Linked DNA regions of Homo sapiens: region 2 is linked to region 1. Evidence: chromatin loops called from intact Hi-C (ENCODE). Cell type or tissue: PC-3. All regions are shown on one strand. Each heading gives the region's core, and the rest is flanking DNA. Links, peaks and the distances in the headings are about the cores only.

Region 1 (8,498 bases), core at 162-8,161:
AAGTCTCACATTGTTCATTCCTTCTACAAACATTTACTGAGCCTATCCTCTGTGACAGGTGCTATACTGTGTGCTGGATATTCGAGGATGAATAAAATATTCTCCGTCTTCAGAGGACTTCTCAGGCAAGAAATCAAAAATAGTTACATAGCATGATCTCATCACTTATCAATATTTATGAAGATATTCAGCATTTACTTCTTTAATGGGGAAATAGCCTGTTTTGCTCACCTCTGTATGCACAGCCCCAAGGGCAGTGTTAGTTAAATCTGTCACTAAATATTTGTGCAAAGGAGGCAAGAAGAGGGAAAGGGTTAGAGGAAAGAGGAACCCATAAATGAGACCGCAAAGGTACTGGCACAAAGAAAAAGACAACCAGGGAAACCAGTAGAAACTGATATCAAGAAAGCCAAGGAAGTAAGATGAATTTAAGAAAGAGTGTTCAAAGTATCAAATACTATATAAGGAAAAACAAAAAATGTTATGTGTATATTATATATACCCTATTAAATACTATTAAATTCCTTTTCATACTTAAGAGCATATTTCTGAAATATTTTAATCCATAATGATGAAAAAAATGTCTTTTAGTATTTTAATTCTTAAACTAAACCTTTAATTCTTTGGAAAGTTGACTTCAATTACTCATACTCCAAAGATTTCAGCTAATGTAGAATTTGCTGTTTTTTCCCCAACTATAAAAATACTGAAAAAGATCAGAAACAGATGTTTCTTTACCCAGCTCTATTTCTTGAACTTCACAGCCATTTGTAATCAATTAAAATTCCCAGTTTTTAGACATTTCACTTTTTAAAGCATTATATATTAATTTCAAATTTATATTTCAGTGATAAAATCTATGTGTATCATTTGGTGGGTAGAGTATAAAAAGTTTATGTTTTAGATGCACTACTATATGCTATGAAAATATGTAATTCAAAATCTAAGCTGTTGGAAATCTGAATTACTTTTGAGCCTTAAAGAAATGTAATTATGGGGCCTGAGTCACACAATAGGCAGCTATAATCTAGGCAGCTGTCATCTTTCTTTCTCTGATTATAGATTAGCTTTCTTCCTTACTGTATTGTTTTATAAATGCTGTAAATGACTAAAGGGCTCCAGGGAAGACCCCTTCCCTCTTCACTGTTGATCTTCATGGTAGATTAACTTCCCTCTTATCTTTCTTACACAAAGACTTCATGGCTATCACATTGTCTTAAAATGGAATGTTAAATACACTCTTTTTAAATTGGAAATGAAAACTAGCTGTAAAGACAAGCCATAAAGAAAACAAACTGTAACTAAATTGTAACTCATAAACCAGCCTTGTATAGAAAACATTATAATCCTACTAAACTTTATTTTCCACCTATATAAGCAAGAACTGAACTTTTTTTTTTTTTTTTTTTTTTTTTTTGAGACGGAGTCTTGCTCTGTTGCCCAAGCTGGAGTGCAGTGGTACCATCTCAGCTCACTGCAACCTCTGCCTCCCAGGTTCAAGTGATTCTCCTGCCTCAGCCTCCCTAGTAGCTGGGATTACAGGCGCACGCCACCATGCCCAGCTAATTTTTGTATTTTTAGTAGAGACAAGGTTTCGCCGTGTTGGCCAGGCTCGTCTTGAACTCCTGACCTCAGGTGATCGACCCACCTTGGCCTCCAAAGTGCTGGGATTACAGGCGTGAGCCACTGCGCCTGGCTGAACTTTTTTTTTTTTTATTTTTAAACAGTCTCTTACTCTGCTGCCCAGGCTAGAGTGCAGTGGCGCGATCTCAGCTCACTGAAACCTCCGCCTCCCGGGATTCTCCTGCCTCAGCCTCCTGAGTAGCTGCGATGACAGGCATGCGCCACCACGCCCAGCTAATTTTTCTGTTTGTGGTAGAGACAAGGTTTCACCATGTTGGCCAGGCTGGTTTTGAACTCCTGACCTCAGGTGATCCACCCGCCTCGGCCTCCCAGTGTGCTGGGATTATAGGTGTGAGCTACTGTGCCTGGCCTGCAAGAACTGAACTTTTAACTTTGGAACACTGACCCCATTTTCTGAAGTCTGTTCTCCCGGATTGGTCAGCTTTCTGCTTGCATTAATTCCAGAATCTGATCCTTTTGATTACTTCAAGTTGACAATGTCAAGAGAGGCAATTTAGCAGAGTAGTCACTGGTTTACCAGTGATTTTCCTTGGAAGGAGTCAGCATCGTTTATTCCAAACTACATTCTCCCTCTCCCCTAACCCTATCTCCCTAGAAAATCACTGTATACAACAGAGTTATCCTCCAGTAATCTGACTACCTGCTAGACAAAACTCAACAATCGTCTGACAAAATTAAGAGTTCATAATCTCTATAACATGATAATCAGTGATGCTGCAACAAACAAATGACTGGCCAGATGTGTGAATAAACAGGAAAATGTAACCTAGAGTCAAGAGAAAAATCCATCAATATAAATAGACTTATAGATAATCTTGATATTGGAATTAGCAGATAGGCTTTTTAAAAACTGTGACAGACATAATAAATAATCTACAGGAAGAGATAGATATATCCTTCTCATTTAATTGAAAGTGGACAAACTTGTTAAAACAAAGGCTGAGCCAGGCGTGGTGGCTTGTGCCTATAATCCCAGCTACTAGGAGGCTGAGGCAGGAGGAATGCTTGAGCCCAGGAGCTCGAGACCAACTGAGCAGCACAGTGAGACTACCACCTCTAAAAAAATTTAGAAATAAAAAAGCTGGTGTCAGTTGTTAAAATACTAATAATTCTATAAATGTTGGTAAATAGACCTTGCCCCAAGTCACCTAAGTGTTTGCTACAACTGACTCCCCTCCCTCAGAAAAATCTGGCCAACTGAAGGATTCATTATTGGCGTAGTAGGGCGATGTCAGAACCCTGTTCGATAACTAATAACCCATGTCTTTTCATGCTGTATTGGTTCTTAAATTTTTGTTTCTTTTGAGACACAGTCTCTGTTGCCCTGGCTGGAGTGCAGTGGCACAATCTCAGCTCACTGCAACCTCTGCCTCCCGGGTTCAAGCAATTATTGTGCCTCAGCCTCCTGAGTAGCTGGGAGTACAGGCGTGTGCCACCACACCCAGCTAATTTTTATATTTTTAGTAGAGACAGGGTTTCACTATGTTGGCTAGGCTGGTCTCAAACTCCTGACCTCATGATCTGCCCTTCTGTCCCCTTGGCCTCCCAAAGTGCTGGGATTATAGGCATGAGCCACCGTGCCCAGCCTGGTTCTGAAATATTTTTAATATCACAACTGTTAATGAGTACATTTAAAAATTTAGGTAAATACACTCTAAGTTATATCCTTAGAGAGCCTCTTCAATCATTGACTTCATTAATTTTATGAGAGCTATGTGGTATCCCAGGTGTGCGTGTGTGTTAAATGTATGTTTAAATTTAGGATCTTGGCTGGGTGTGGTGGCTCAACACCTGCAATCCCAGCACTTTGAGAGGCCAAGGAGGGGAGATCGCTTGAGCTTAGGAGTTTGAGACCAGCCTCAACAACATGGTGAAACCTTGTCTCTACAATAAAGTACAAAAAATTAGCGTGCTGTGACGTGTGCCTGTAGTCCCAGCTACTTGATAGGCTGAGGTGAGATCACTGGAGCCCAGGAGGCTGAGGCTGCAGTGAGCTGTGATCATGCCGCTGCAATTAGCTGTGATTGTGCCACTGCACTTCAGCCTGGGTGACAAGGTGAGACCCTGTCGGAGGAGTGGGGAGAGAGGTAGGGAAGGGGATGGGAGGGGAGGGGAAGGGAGGGGAGGGGAAACTCTCATTAAAATTATGTTTTTACCTTCTAAACATTCTCTATCCTCAATTAATAACAAAAGTTAGATGCTTAACATTAATATTTTTTCTTCAAATCAAAAATAAAAGATGAGATAGTACTCTTACCCCTATAAGCAACAGCATAACCAATATCCTAGCCTTATCTGACTTATATTTGTGGTGACAGGAGGGAAAATAATTGGTTATAAAAATCTAAGTTTCATGTCTTCTCACTCGATTTAAAATCTATAGCAAATTTCAAATTTCCAGCAGTTATGTGTTTCAGGTGCTGATAACTTTGTTCTGAAATGCAGTTATTTCACTGGAGTTTTGAGAGAAACCTTACAGATTTCCAACCACCTAAATTCATAGATTAAAACCTAGCACCTGACAGGTTAAACTTGGACAAGATGGCAGAATTGTTTTTTTTTCTTTTTGGCTCTTTTTCTATTCTATTTCCATGCACCATACAAGGTTTCCCACCAGGTGGAGGTAGAAAGCCAAGCCTGTACAATTCCACCTTTTCTTGGTACCTACAGACACTCAGAATTCCTTATGTATCAAGTTACTTTCTTGAAAACGATTCCCATGCTGAAATAAATAAAATGTGAAGTGATGAATAACCTTGTGACCAAGGCGATGAGTAACTTTGAACTCAATCTTCTGTAACACTGATTACATTTAAGCAAATAATAATTGTGTTCTTTTCTATGAGAATAAGATATGAAGGGGATGGACCAAACAAGGCAAGACAATACCCAGCCACTTGCATAGTTTTAATGTTTCAGTATCATTCTGTACAGTACTCTAACAAGAGAAATGGTGAAATAAACCTTTACTTAGAACTGTGAGTCAGAGGGATTTTTTTAAAAGTAGCATGACATTCATATAATTCAATACATTTACATAGTTCAATATTAAAAAAGAGTACACAATAAAAAGCTTTTCCCCCAAACCTGTCCCATAGCTACTCAGTTCTCATCCCCAGTTTCTTATGTATTCTTCCAGAAAAATACATGCTCTCTCTTTTAAACAAGATGGAGATACCTCATCTCCCTTTTAAAAACAAACATTAGCAACATAAGCATTTTGCTTTTTTCACCCAACAACATATTTGGAAAGATTTTTTTCCATAAAGAATGTCCTCAATGTTTTTACAGCTGCGTATCGTTTAAATAAATTTTCTTATATCTACACAATGGAAAAGATATGCAGCTAAACTAAGTGACAACTAAAACATCAATAGTGGAACAACAATTAAAGAAATAAAGCCAAATTGTAGGTAAGATTTTTTCTACCAATGGGTATAAAATAGATTTTTGGTATTCTGGTATTTCTGGCCACTTTGTCATAAAACCTTTATTCATACTTGGATGAAAAAGTGTAACTTTCTTCCAAGTGTATATAAACTTCCCAGAAGCTTATGGCAACTTTGGAAACAAAGGCACTTTCTCTTTTCCTCAACTTGTGTGCTTTCATCAGTATTGTTTTGGGAAATATGGACTGTTATCACTCAATCAAACAATTCTAGACCTTATAAAATATAAATTTCAAAATAAGATTATAGTTGGTATATTCAATTTTATTATAATAATTTAAGTATTAAGTGCCATCTGTAAAACTTCCATTGTCTTATAAGGGTTAATCAAGCATTTCCAGAACTAAGAAGTTATCTTGAATTAAAAGAAATTAAACTAACTTTCCTGTTGGTCATGGGATTTACGAACTACATTGTCTACTGTCATCACACAATGTCAAATTTAACCAAAGTACTGTACCTCATGATGGGTGCTTGTAAATCCAGTATTTTCCTCATCTCCAAATTTAATGCTGGAGCACACTGTTCTTCCTTAAAATGGGGTGTCCCCTTCATTTGTGGACTTCCTCTAAAACAAACAGCATAGAGTTAAAGAAAGATGCTGAATTTGCCTCCATTCTGTGGCTAATACACATACAATCAAATAAAGTAAATGAAATAAAACTTACAAATCAGGTATTCATCCTTCAGATTCTCAAATGAAAAACAGACTTAAATTCTATTATAGCAGACATTATCTACTTATCAATTGGAAATAAATGTTTGACCAATGTAATTTGTGTTAGGAGGGTGGGAAGAAGAGCAGAGAATCTGAGAAAAAAACCCACTTGAAATAAAAGTGAACTAACTCTAAAGAGAACCAACAGGCATTTTGTTTAAAATTCCTGAGGGCCCTTTCTAAGGTGGACAACTATGGAAAAAAGTATCATTCTATACAGTATCTGTCCCAGTGATCCAAATCGTGTGGCTTCATCTTTACTTACTCCACACCTTATCCTTCATTCCTATTCTTTGGGTGTGAATCAGAATTAAGGTGAAATTCAAGGGTGCAATTAGGAGATGTTTCACAAGTTACTTAGTAATAAGTAGCTAAATACCTAAAATTTTAAATCCCTGGCATCAAATAGCTGCAGTAGAGTGCTGGGTCAATGCCAACTTAACTGAACTGTCACACACGACCCTTCAAAGGACTACAGGTTGTTTTGTATTCTTTATCTCCACATGGCATGGTAGACCAGTATCTTCTTCAGTGCCTGTGCTGGAATTTAACAGTTATCTGTCTCTCACCATCAGCTATCACTTGTGGCAACAATTAGCCTGCTGATGTCATCTCTCCCTTTCCAGTCAAGTACATTCCTATAATTTGTCGATACTATTAAAATATGCACAAAGAGGCAAACAAGTCCAATAGCTTTCAAAGTTCCTGGCTTTGGGAAATATATTTTGATGCTCATTTTTTTAGTTTTCTTTCTTACTTATTTTTGCTTATTTTTTTGTTACAGACTATTTTTCTTATAAAGTTTTGTGGTGATTTATTACCATTCTATCCTGCTACTACTATGAACTGGAGTACTTACTTAATTCCTTCTAAGTCTAAATGACTAAACTAGCTAATGTTTAACCATACAGGTTCGTGTTCAACTAACATGTCTGACTGATGTGACAGCCTGTAAAAAGGACATGAAAGTAATTAGTTTATAGGAGTCACATTTAAACTGCTGAACACACAGTCTGTGATGATTTACTGAGATGTCTTCGATGTATTAATATATCTGGTTTTAAAGTTAAATTTTATTTTCCAAAGTAATATATATACAGAAGTTAAAATTCAAATAGGGCTAGAAAGCTTAAGACAGAAAACAACACAGAGGTAGACTCCTTTCAGTGGAAACTTAAAAAGACATATGTCTTCTTTTGAGAAGTGTCTGTTCATATCCTTTGCCCACTTTTTGATGGGGTTGTTTTTTTCTTGTAAATTTGTTTGAGTCCTTTGTAGATGCTGGATATTAGCCCTTTGTCAGATGAGTAGATTGCAAAAATGTTCTCCCATTCTGTAGGTTGCCTCTTCACTCTGATGGTAGTTTCTTTTGCTGCGCAGAAGCTCTTTAACAGACACATGAAAAAATGCTCATCATCACTGGCCATCAGAGAAATGCAAATCAAAACCACAATGAGATACCATCTCACACCAGTTAGAATGGTGATCATTAAAAAGTCAGGAAACAACAGGTGCTGGAGAGGATGTGAAGAAATAGGAACACTTTTACATTGTTGGTGGGACTGCAAACTAGTTCAACTATTGTGGAAGACAGTGTGGCGATTCCTTAGGGATCTAGAACTAGAAATACCATTTGACCCAGCAATCCCATTACTAGGTATATACCCAAAGGAATATAAATCATGCTGCTATAAAGACACATGCGCATGTATGTTTATTGCGGCACTACTCACAATAGCAAAGACTTGGAACCAACCCAAATGTTCAACAATGATAGACTGGATTAAGAAAATGTGGCACATATACACCATGGAATACTATGCAGCCATATAAAAGGATGAGTTCATGTCCTTTGTAGGGACATAGATGAAGCTGGAAACCATCATTCTCAGCAAACTGTCGCAAGGACAAAAAACCAAACACCGCATGTTCTCACTCATAGGTGGGAATTGAACAATGAGAACACTTGGACACAGGAAAGGGACCATCACACATCAGGTCCTGTTGTGGGGTGGGGGCAGCAGGGAGGGATAGCATTAGGAGATATACCTAATGTAAATGACGAGTTAATGGGTGCAGAACACCAACACAGCACATGTATACATATGTAACAAACCTGCACATTGTGCACATGTACCCTAGAACTTAAAGTATAATAAAAATATATATATATATAAAATAAAGATAAAAAGGAAAACAAACAAAAAAGACGTATGTCCTGATTTGAACAGACCAACTCCTAAAATAACAGCTCTGAGTTAAAATGGGAAAACTGAACACAGACTGAGTATTTGATGACACTAATAAACTATTAATTCTGTTGGGTAATAATATTGTGGTTTGGTTTCCTTAAAATGTCTACCTGTTACAGACAAAACAGAAGCATTTAGGGTTGAATGATATAGTATATGAAAGTTGCTTTAATAATTAAAAAGTATGCATGCATGGGGAGAGGGGGATGTTGACAACTTTTGAATCTGGGAGATAAGTACACTGGGGACATGTCCTTTTAGATTCTCAAGTGTGGCTGTGGAGTTCAATGACATTCCTATTCACAGACTAGCTCTTTTTCCTCTGAAGTACCTAGGATCTTCTTTTTATATATCCGATGGGTTCTGAAATTTCAAAATAATTAATTTTTCTACAAGTATGTGAATGTTTATCATTGCACTGAGCACCTGGTAGAC
Region 2 (8,498 bases), core at 111-8,110, 59 kb before region 1:
AAGACAAACTATACAGAAGGCAACATCCTCAACCAGATAAAGCTTATCAATAAAAAACCCACAGCTAGCATCATAATTAGTGATGAGAGAAAGCTTCTCCCTAAGATCAGAAGACAAGGATATCCACTATTGCCACCTAATAAGCATTGTACTAGTGGCTCTAGCCAGGACCGTTTGGCAGGAGAAAGAAAGAAAAGGCATCCAGATTGAAAAGGAAGAGTTCAAACTATCTCTGGTTGCAAACAACATGACCTTCAATGTAGAAAATCCTAAGGAATCCACAAAAAAGAAAAAGTTTGATGTTGCATGATGCAATGTCAATATACAGAAGCAATTGTATTTATATACACAATCCAAAAACAGGAAATTCCATTTTTTTTACAGTAGCAATACTTAGAAATAAATCTAACAAAAGTATGAGACTTAGCAAAAATTATAATCCACTGTTAAAAGACATTAAAAACCCAATAAATGGAAAGACATCTCATGTTCATGGACTGGAAGGCTTAATATGGCAATATTCTCCACATTTGCTTTATGTCATGAATACAACGCTTATGAAAATCCCAACTGCCTTTATTTTAGTATAGAAATTGACAAGCTGATCCTGCAATTCATATGGAAATACAAGGGACCTAGAATAGCCAAAACAACCTAGAAAAAACAAACTTAGGACTCTCGCTTTCAAAATTTCCTACAAAGCAACAGAAATCAAGGCAATGTGGTATTGGCATAAGAAGATATTATAGATCATTAGAATACAATTAAGAATCTATAAATAAACCCATACCTCTATAGTTGATTTTTGACAATGGGAAAAAAATCCTTTCCATAAATGGTGCTCTGACAATTGAATAGCCACGTTAGAAGAACGAAGTCAGATCTCTCTTTCATATCATATATGAAAATTAACTCAAAATGGATCAAAGACCTAAATGTAGGAGATATAACTATAAAATTCTTAAAACTTAGTCGTAAATATTCATAACCCTGGATTAGGCACAAGCAACCAAAGAAAAAATAAGTTGGACTTAAAAACAGTGTTTCAAAGGACATTATGGAGAAAGTGAAATGATTCAGAGTCCGTGTGATTGTAATCACATGCTGACAACACTCAGTCTAAGTCAGACTTCTGTTGTATTCTCACCACTCAATTTGTTTTTTTTTTTTAGCAGTATTTAATGGGTACATTTTAGAGTCTTCCATTTTGTGTGGAATTAGATCCTCCCCTTCAAATGCTGTAATTAACATTACTTAAAAAAAAAAACTTGAATATTGAAACCTAAAAAAGTGAAAAGCCCACAGAATGAAGAAATAGTTGCAATTTATATGTACATAAAAGAGTAGTATCCAGAATATATAAAGAACTCCAGCAAGTCAACAATGAAACGACCTAATTAAACAGACATTTTTCTTCAAAAATAGACAAATGGCTAATAATCCTACGAGAAGATTTACATTAACCATTAGGTAAATGAAAATCTAAACTATGATGAGACACTACTTCATATACAACTTGGATGGCTACAGCCAAAATAACAACATGCTTTGGTGCCAAGAAGTGAGATAGAAAAGTTCACATACTATATGTTTCCATTTATATGAAATGTCCAGAATAGGCAAATCCATGGAGACTGAAATTAGGAAAATGGGAAAAAGTCAAAGTACTTTTTAATCCCGCTTATTAGAAATGACGCCTAGGTTCCTCTATACTTACATGTAAAATTTTGTTTGCTTGGTAGGTATCTTAAGGTATACATAATTTTCTGTCATTCCTTCATTATATTTTGAACATTTTCCATGTCATCGACATGGGCTGTTTCCTCCAGTATTTTACTGTCAGGCATCTAGGATGTTGCGAACTCTTGATGCTGTCATTCTAAATCTACATATAAATAAATATTTTAAATAAATCTGTCTGAATTTCATTTCATAAGGAAAATTCTAAGAAGCAGAATTATATAATGAAAAGATGATTTTCGTGGCTGTTAACCTGAGATGATGAATAAACCAAAGTTTGTGTAATGGTTTTATTGCCCTTTACCAAGGGGAGAAAAATACACATTACAGAAATAGCAGCAACTTTAATTACAAGCAAAGGTTGATTTTATTCCCACACCCCCAATGACTTGTTTTGGTTTCAGCAAATAATTTATTAATAAATGCATCTAGTAAACCTCAAATAGTTATACTGAATATTTAAATTCATTGGCTAAAATTATGGCTTAAACAGTTGATATGTGAACCAAACACCACAATAAAAATGGGTTTTTAAAAATTAAGGTATATAACAAATAAATTACCAAATTTTCTGTAAACCTGCCAAACTTCTTGCCTGGGGGCCTCCTATCTCTATTAGTTGTAAAAGAATATTGTATAAAAGAAATGATTCATTCACGGCCTAACCCACAGGAATACAGTTAACTTATACTGGTGCCCTGCTTTCAAGAATGTTTGAGATGAACTCAGCAGCACAGTGTTTTATTTCAGATACTTGAAAAGATCACAGCTCTTTATAATGGTAAATCATTTTTATTGACTGAATATTCACACCAAACACAAAAGCAATGCTGGTTCTTCTCCTTAATGGACTAGGATAGGAGAAGAGAGTTCAGTTTAGTTTCTTGCTGGGCTGCATGTACTCACATGCAAAACATTATCTTTAAGATTCAGGGAAAGGTGGTTTGAAACAAAGACTTAAATAAAAATAGCACCAGAAGGACCAGGTACCAATAATCACATACTCCACCCATTCGGGAGTTTCATTTTGTGAAATATTATTGCACTTGTAATGTAAAAAGTAAATGATAGTAAATTACCCAACTCAGTAATTTTAAATACTTCGATGTATTCTGAACTAAGCAGTTTCAAAATGGTTTTGAGTTTCTCTTCAAAGGAAACCTGGCTAAGACAACTAAATCTAGCCATTTACTTTAAAAAGCAAGGAGAGAGGACCAAGTTTTGTTTCTAAACTACAACTGCACTATGAGAAAAGAGGCTATTTTAGATAGTGGTACGAATTTGGTCCACATCAAATACATCGTTATTATAAAAATAAACAAGTTTGTTTTTTGTAAAAAATAACATTGCATTCCTTGTTCAAATTGCACAGTACAAACAAGCTGTCTTAATACTGTTATAAGGTAATTAGAATTACATACAGTGGATGGGTGTTTAAAGCAATTAAGGAGTATGCAGTTGTTTTCATAATGTATGAAAACAAATTTAAGTCATTTCTAGAAGTACATAAAATACTTTAAGTTTACAATGAAGAATGCATTCTTTACACACTAATTTTTAGTAGCCGTGGTAATACAGGATTCAGCAGTCTATTTACATAGAAGTCCATCTTTATTCAATTTACAAAAGCAATAAATAAGAGACTATGTTAATTTGCACAAAACTTGCTGCATTTCATGATCAGTGTGACCATTTCTGTTACTTCATGACCAAGCCAATAAACCTGTCTTCCTCAGTTTTGCAGAGGAGCAAGCCCTGTCTTTGTATGTGTAGACATGCAGAATCCAGCATTAAAACCTTGCAAATTATAATACAAGCCCTAAAATATGAACAGTGCCTTTGAATATATTTACACAAGAGTATTCACAAAAAGATACTGTTCTTTAATACAAAATAGTTTAGTGGTATCTAACAGCAAAATTGAGAAGAACCCCCTCAGACCTCTGCCCACATTGGTCTAATGGGAATCAAGCTTGCTAAAACAAGCACATTAACTCACAGGTAAATAGCTTCCATCAATTCTGGACTGGGATTTGACTGGCTAGTAAAGCCAAGGAGAATGTTTCCATCACACTGGCACATATTGTGCCCCAGGGTAGCAATCTATTCAGGAGGACTGATTAAAGAGTCCAGCTGTATCCAAGGGAGCAAACAGGTAGCTCAAGTACCTGACAGACTATAGCAAGCACCTTAGCATTTATTTTTTAAAAAGCAATCTGGACATAATGCAGAACCGGGAAATGTGAGAAGATGTAAGTAGTGAAAAAGTAAGCTCACCTGGGGCAAAACAATTCCTGTGGTTTAAGAGCTACCAACCTTTGAGTAAAACCAAAATATTCTCATGTACATCTGTACAATATTTACTTTTCACTGCAGCTTAAAATTTTTTTATGAAAGATGCTTTATATCACATTTTTATGGAGTCAAAAAGATTTCTTAGACAAGAAAGAATTAGTTAAAATCTACTAATACTTACCGAAGAGTCTCTGAACTGAGTTCTCCTGTTAAATCATCCAACTATGTTACAACGTACTGAGCTGCACGCTGCTGCTAATTAATACTGCCCCTTTGTGATGGAACCTCACTGTTAGGACACAGAACAGTCGTAAGTCCCATCCTGAAAAGGTTCTTCCTCCTCTGCTTGGGCTGTGTCCTCCTCTTTCCGGCTGACCATATTGCTGCTTCCAACTTCACCCTGGGGGATGCTTCCATGGCTGGAGGAGCCCCTGCTCTCCTCTGCCCGGGGGCTAGTCTGTTCTGGAGTCTTACCCATAGTTATTGGTTGGAAGGCATCTGGCTGGACCTGCTCTTCTGTTATCTCACTGAGCTTCTGCAGTTGTGGCTTAATGATGTTTAAAAATGGCTTATATCCAGGACTATGTAGAGAAAAAAAACATTAGCTCATCTGCCATAATTCAAAAGGTTTGGTAGAACATTACGGGTGAACTTCTACTGAACATTGATATGGTAAAGACGACGATAGATTAGGAGGGGAGAGAGGAGGCAAAGAAGGTAGGGAGGAAAGGCTTCTTGGCTGTCCTGCCCAGCAGAGGGGGCTGCACATTGCATAAGCCTGAGGCTTAAGTTTCTAAGCATTAGGGGCAAAGGCTGATGTTTTAGAACCAGTATTACAACTAAAAATTATATTTTACAATTGAAAGGCCAACAGGAGCTTAGACTTGAAAAAGGACCTTCAGACAACATTTAACCTAAATGCATTTGCCAATTAAGGAAAACCAGATCCAAGTAAGGGAAGTAACTAGCTCCAAATACACACATTAACTGGTAATAAAGACAGGGCTAGAGTCCAAGGCTCTTAACTGCAACCACAACTCTAATTTGGATTTGCTTGTAACTGCCATGGAATGTTAAATTCACATGGACCTTAAGTTTGAATCTTTTCAAGTAGATATTTGTAGACCATTGCTTTCAATTTCACAGGGATGCAAATCTGAAGTTCCAGTCTAATTCTAAGCTCATTTGCACTGCATCAATCTTAAGTCAGTGATATACATTCACACTATAAATTATACACTGACCAACAGTGTAACCTTACTCGATGGAATTATCCATTTAAATAGCTGGGTATAGAATGATTACTAAAGAAAGTAGCTTAAAAATGAACATATAATAAATAATATATAATAAATAAATAAAATGTAACACATGAACCATAACTAGGCCTTAATGTGAAAGGACAGGATTCACCAAAAGACATGGAAGGACACCAAGCCTAAGGAAAGCAGCACTTACCAGTCTGTAGAGGCCCATCGGTCCACTGCATGGAGCCCTGTCTTTATGTTCTGTAACATCTCTCCATCTACCTCTGAAGACTGTGTAATAACCAAAATCTGATTGATTATTGAGGATTCTCTAAGAATCAGGCCTATAACGATGCACCAGTCTAGGCACCCTGCCTCCATGAAAATGTGTAGCAAATACCTAAATATAAGCAGAAACAAAATGATTTATGCTAAGAAAGATCTATAAGATGTACAGAAGTGCAATGATTATTAGGAGAGTAGCCCCATACCTATTTGCCCAAATACTCTGAGTAGGCATTCTGTGATTTCAAATAGCCAAGAAACTCACCGAAGCTGGACCTGGGATTTATGAGGCCCTTTACTGGCCAACTCCATGGAAATGTGCTCCAGCTCTGACTGAGTTAAACTGAGTGTAGAGAAATTTTCATCCACCATTGTCCAGTCGCCATCCACCATGGAGCTACTTTCAGTCAAGTCTGTGGCTGAACCAATACTGCATTCATCACCTGATGAAGAATTGCCAAAAGTTACAACCAACTTCGTGGAGAAAATATATTTTCCTTTAATTTTAAATATTAGCTGTTCCTCAGATGTTGATTTCTCAGGATCTTGAAACTAAAACATGAAATCCATGGCTAAAATTACCATGTGAACATAGAAAACATTTAAAGAAAGAATTAGATAACCGACATTATGTACCTTTAGATGGAAAAATATACTACCACCACCTATGAAGCAGTCTTCCCCAACTCCCTCAATAAAATCTAGCTAGAGTTTGACCAAGTCTTTACATTCAGCTACTACAGGAAATAGAGGAAACTGTTAAACTAAACCATGGAGATGTAATAAGCAAAATCATTATTGTGAGAAAATCCACAAAACCAAATTTCTTCCATGAATAAACTGCAAGGAAGGGAAAAGGAGAGGGTGGGGGAACATCCACTTAAAAAGAGAATTAAGAACACAATCACAATATGTGAACCTTATTTAAATCTTAACCTATACAAAATTATGATGTCTATGAAACAATTAGAAATCTGAATACTTAATGGATATTTGATGGTACCAAGGAATTATCAAATTTTTATAGGGATGATAATGGTATTTTGGTCATAATTCTTAAAGAGTCCTTGTAGGAAAAAAACTGAAATATTTATAGATAATATGTCATGGATTTTCTTCAGTTAATACAAGAGTGGGGAGGTACAACAAACATATGTGGCCATTAGTGATGTAAGCTGAGTGACGGCCACATGGGGGAGGGAGGAGAACCCACTATATTATTAACTGTACTTTTTAATATATTTGAAATTATCTCTTGAAAAAAGTTTTCTAAAGTGATGGCACCATCTCACACCCATTAGGATGACTACTATCAAAAAACTGAAAGTGAGTGTTGGTGAGATGTGGAGAAAATAGAACCCTTGTCCACTGCTGATAATTTAAAATGGTGCAGTTGCTATGGGAAACATGGCGATTCCTCAAAAAAAATGCAAGTAGAATTATGACCCAGCAGTCCCATTTCTGGATATATATACCCAAAATAACTGAAAACAGAGTCTCACAGAAATATTATATACCCACATTCACAGCAGCATAATTCACAATAGCCAAAAGTAAAAGCAACCCAAGTGTCCATCATCAGAAGAATACACAAAACGTGGTATCTGCATACAAAGGAATAAAACATGCTCCAAAAAGGATGAACATGAGGACATTATGCTAAGTGAAATAAGCTGGTCAGAAAAAGACAAACACTATATGATTTCCTTATATGAAGTACCTAGAATAGTCAAATTCAGAGAGAAAAAATAAAATGGTGGTTGCCACTGGCTGGGGGAAGAAGGTATGAGGAGCTGCTGTTATTAAGTAACATATACAGAGTTTTCGTTTTGAAGATGAAGAGCATTCTGGAGGCTGATTGCAGAACAATGTGGGCATAATTAACACTACAAACTCTGCTTAAAAACGGTTAAGCTGTTAAATTGTGTATTCTACCACAATTTAAAACAAAACTAATGAGATCTGTAAGCCTCCTCACATAGCAGAAGCTCAGGTAATAGTGATGACAGACTGATAATCAAACATTAGACAAATGCCTGGCCACTAAAAAAACTGCAAACTCAGACAAATTGTTGTTTAAGCTCCTATACTATATAACCCTATGCCAACACAAATTGCTTCAAAACCTCTTCAGTTTGTGATTTACCCATTACTACAGAGCAGAGGTTGGTGTACATTTTTTTGTAAAAGCACCAGATAGTAAATACTACAAGCTTTTAAGGCCAAGAGGCAAAATCAAGGATATTATGTAGGAACTTATATAGCAAGAGAAAAAGCAAATGTCCACAATTTTTATTGATGAAATAAAAAACATTACCTCCTCACATATTCCAAAAGAAAAATAAATAAAAAACATAAAAATGATAATGCAGTAAAATTTGTTATGATCCACATCTAATTATGATAAAAATGGAATTCTTTATATGAGGATAACATTTTGCTTACTTGGGGCTCAAAGTTAGTGTTTCCTTATCATCAAAATTGATTTACAAAGATTCATCTATTAATGTTGATCTGTACTATTTATTTTGTTCACATAAAATAAATATGGCAAAGTACAGTCAAGGCCAGTTTGGCCTTGTTCTACAAACTTTCTACCTCTCCAGTGGATACAAATGGTTAATCCTCCATCACGATAGAAAAAGAATGAAGGTCTATCTCTGAAGTGCTATAGCACATAAATTTTCTTCAAAGGAACTGAAGAGCTAGGATTTAAAATTACATTTACCTTTATTAGATAAAGGTGACAAGAAGGCATCTTGCATTTGTGGTCCATGGGATGAAGCTGTGTCTATCTCATGATGGGTGGGGCCAATGTTGCTGAGCCAGCTCTGACTTCGCTGGATGTTGGAGATGCCAGCATCCATCTCAAGGTTCAAAAATGGGTCAGCTGATTGAGACTTTAACAGCTGCTCTCCCACTGCAGAGTGG

What was found. Hi-C counts contacts between places; a loop is a spot of excess contacts. Peaks named below come from ENCODE experiments on the same cell type or tissue, not always from the same donor. Only the 100,000 strongest peaks of a DNase experiment are listed, where the experiment ranks them.
Region 2: it touches region 1 in a loop (2.0-fold over the local background); 2 of 110 quality-filtered maps call a loop at or near these places.

Annotation. Positions count from the first base shown.
Region 1 is chr9:5,711,059-5,719,556 of GRCh38, reverse strand. RIC1 (RIC1 partner of RAB6A GEF complex) reads right to left here. Exons shown (of 26, transcript NM_020829.4): 4 at 5,554-5,661. It overlaps LOC124902115 (a long non-coding RNA gene), which reads left to right. Exons shown (of 2, transcript XR_007061409.1): 2 at 59-538. Among named protein-coding and RNA genes, the nearest start is that of INCR1, 86 kb to the right of the region's middle. In PC-3, for the core only: a CTCF peak has its summit at 4,263 (motif pointing right); a DNase peak (open chromatin) is centred at 4,326; H3K4me3 peaks cover 205 bases; H3K27ac peaks cover 1,652 bases.
Region 2 is chr9:5,770,076-5,778,573 of GRCh38, reverse strand. It overlaps RIC1 (RIC1 partner of RAB6A GEF complex), which reads right to left. Exons shown (of 26, transcript NM_020829.4): 23 at 8,296-8,487; 24 at 5,833-6,010; 25 at 5,494-5,682; 26 at 2,017-4,616. The coding sequence ends at 4,328. Among named protein-coding and RNA genes, the nearest start is that of ERMP1, 59 kb to the left of the region's middle. In PC-3, for the core only: no CTCF peak of the experiment used is centred there; no DNase peak of the experiment used is centred there.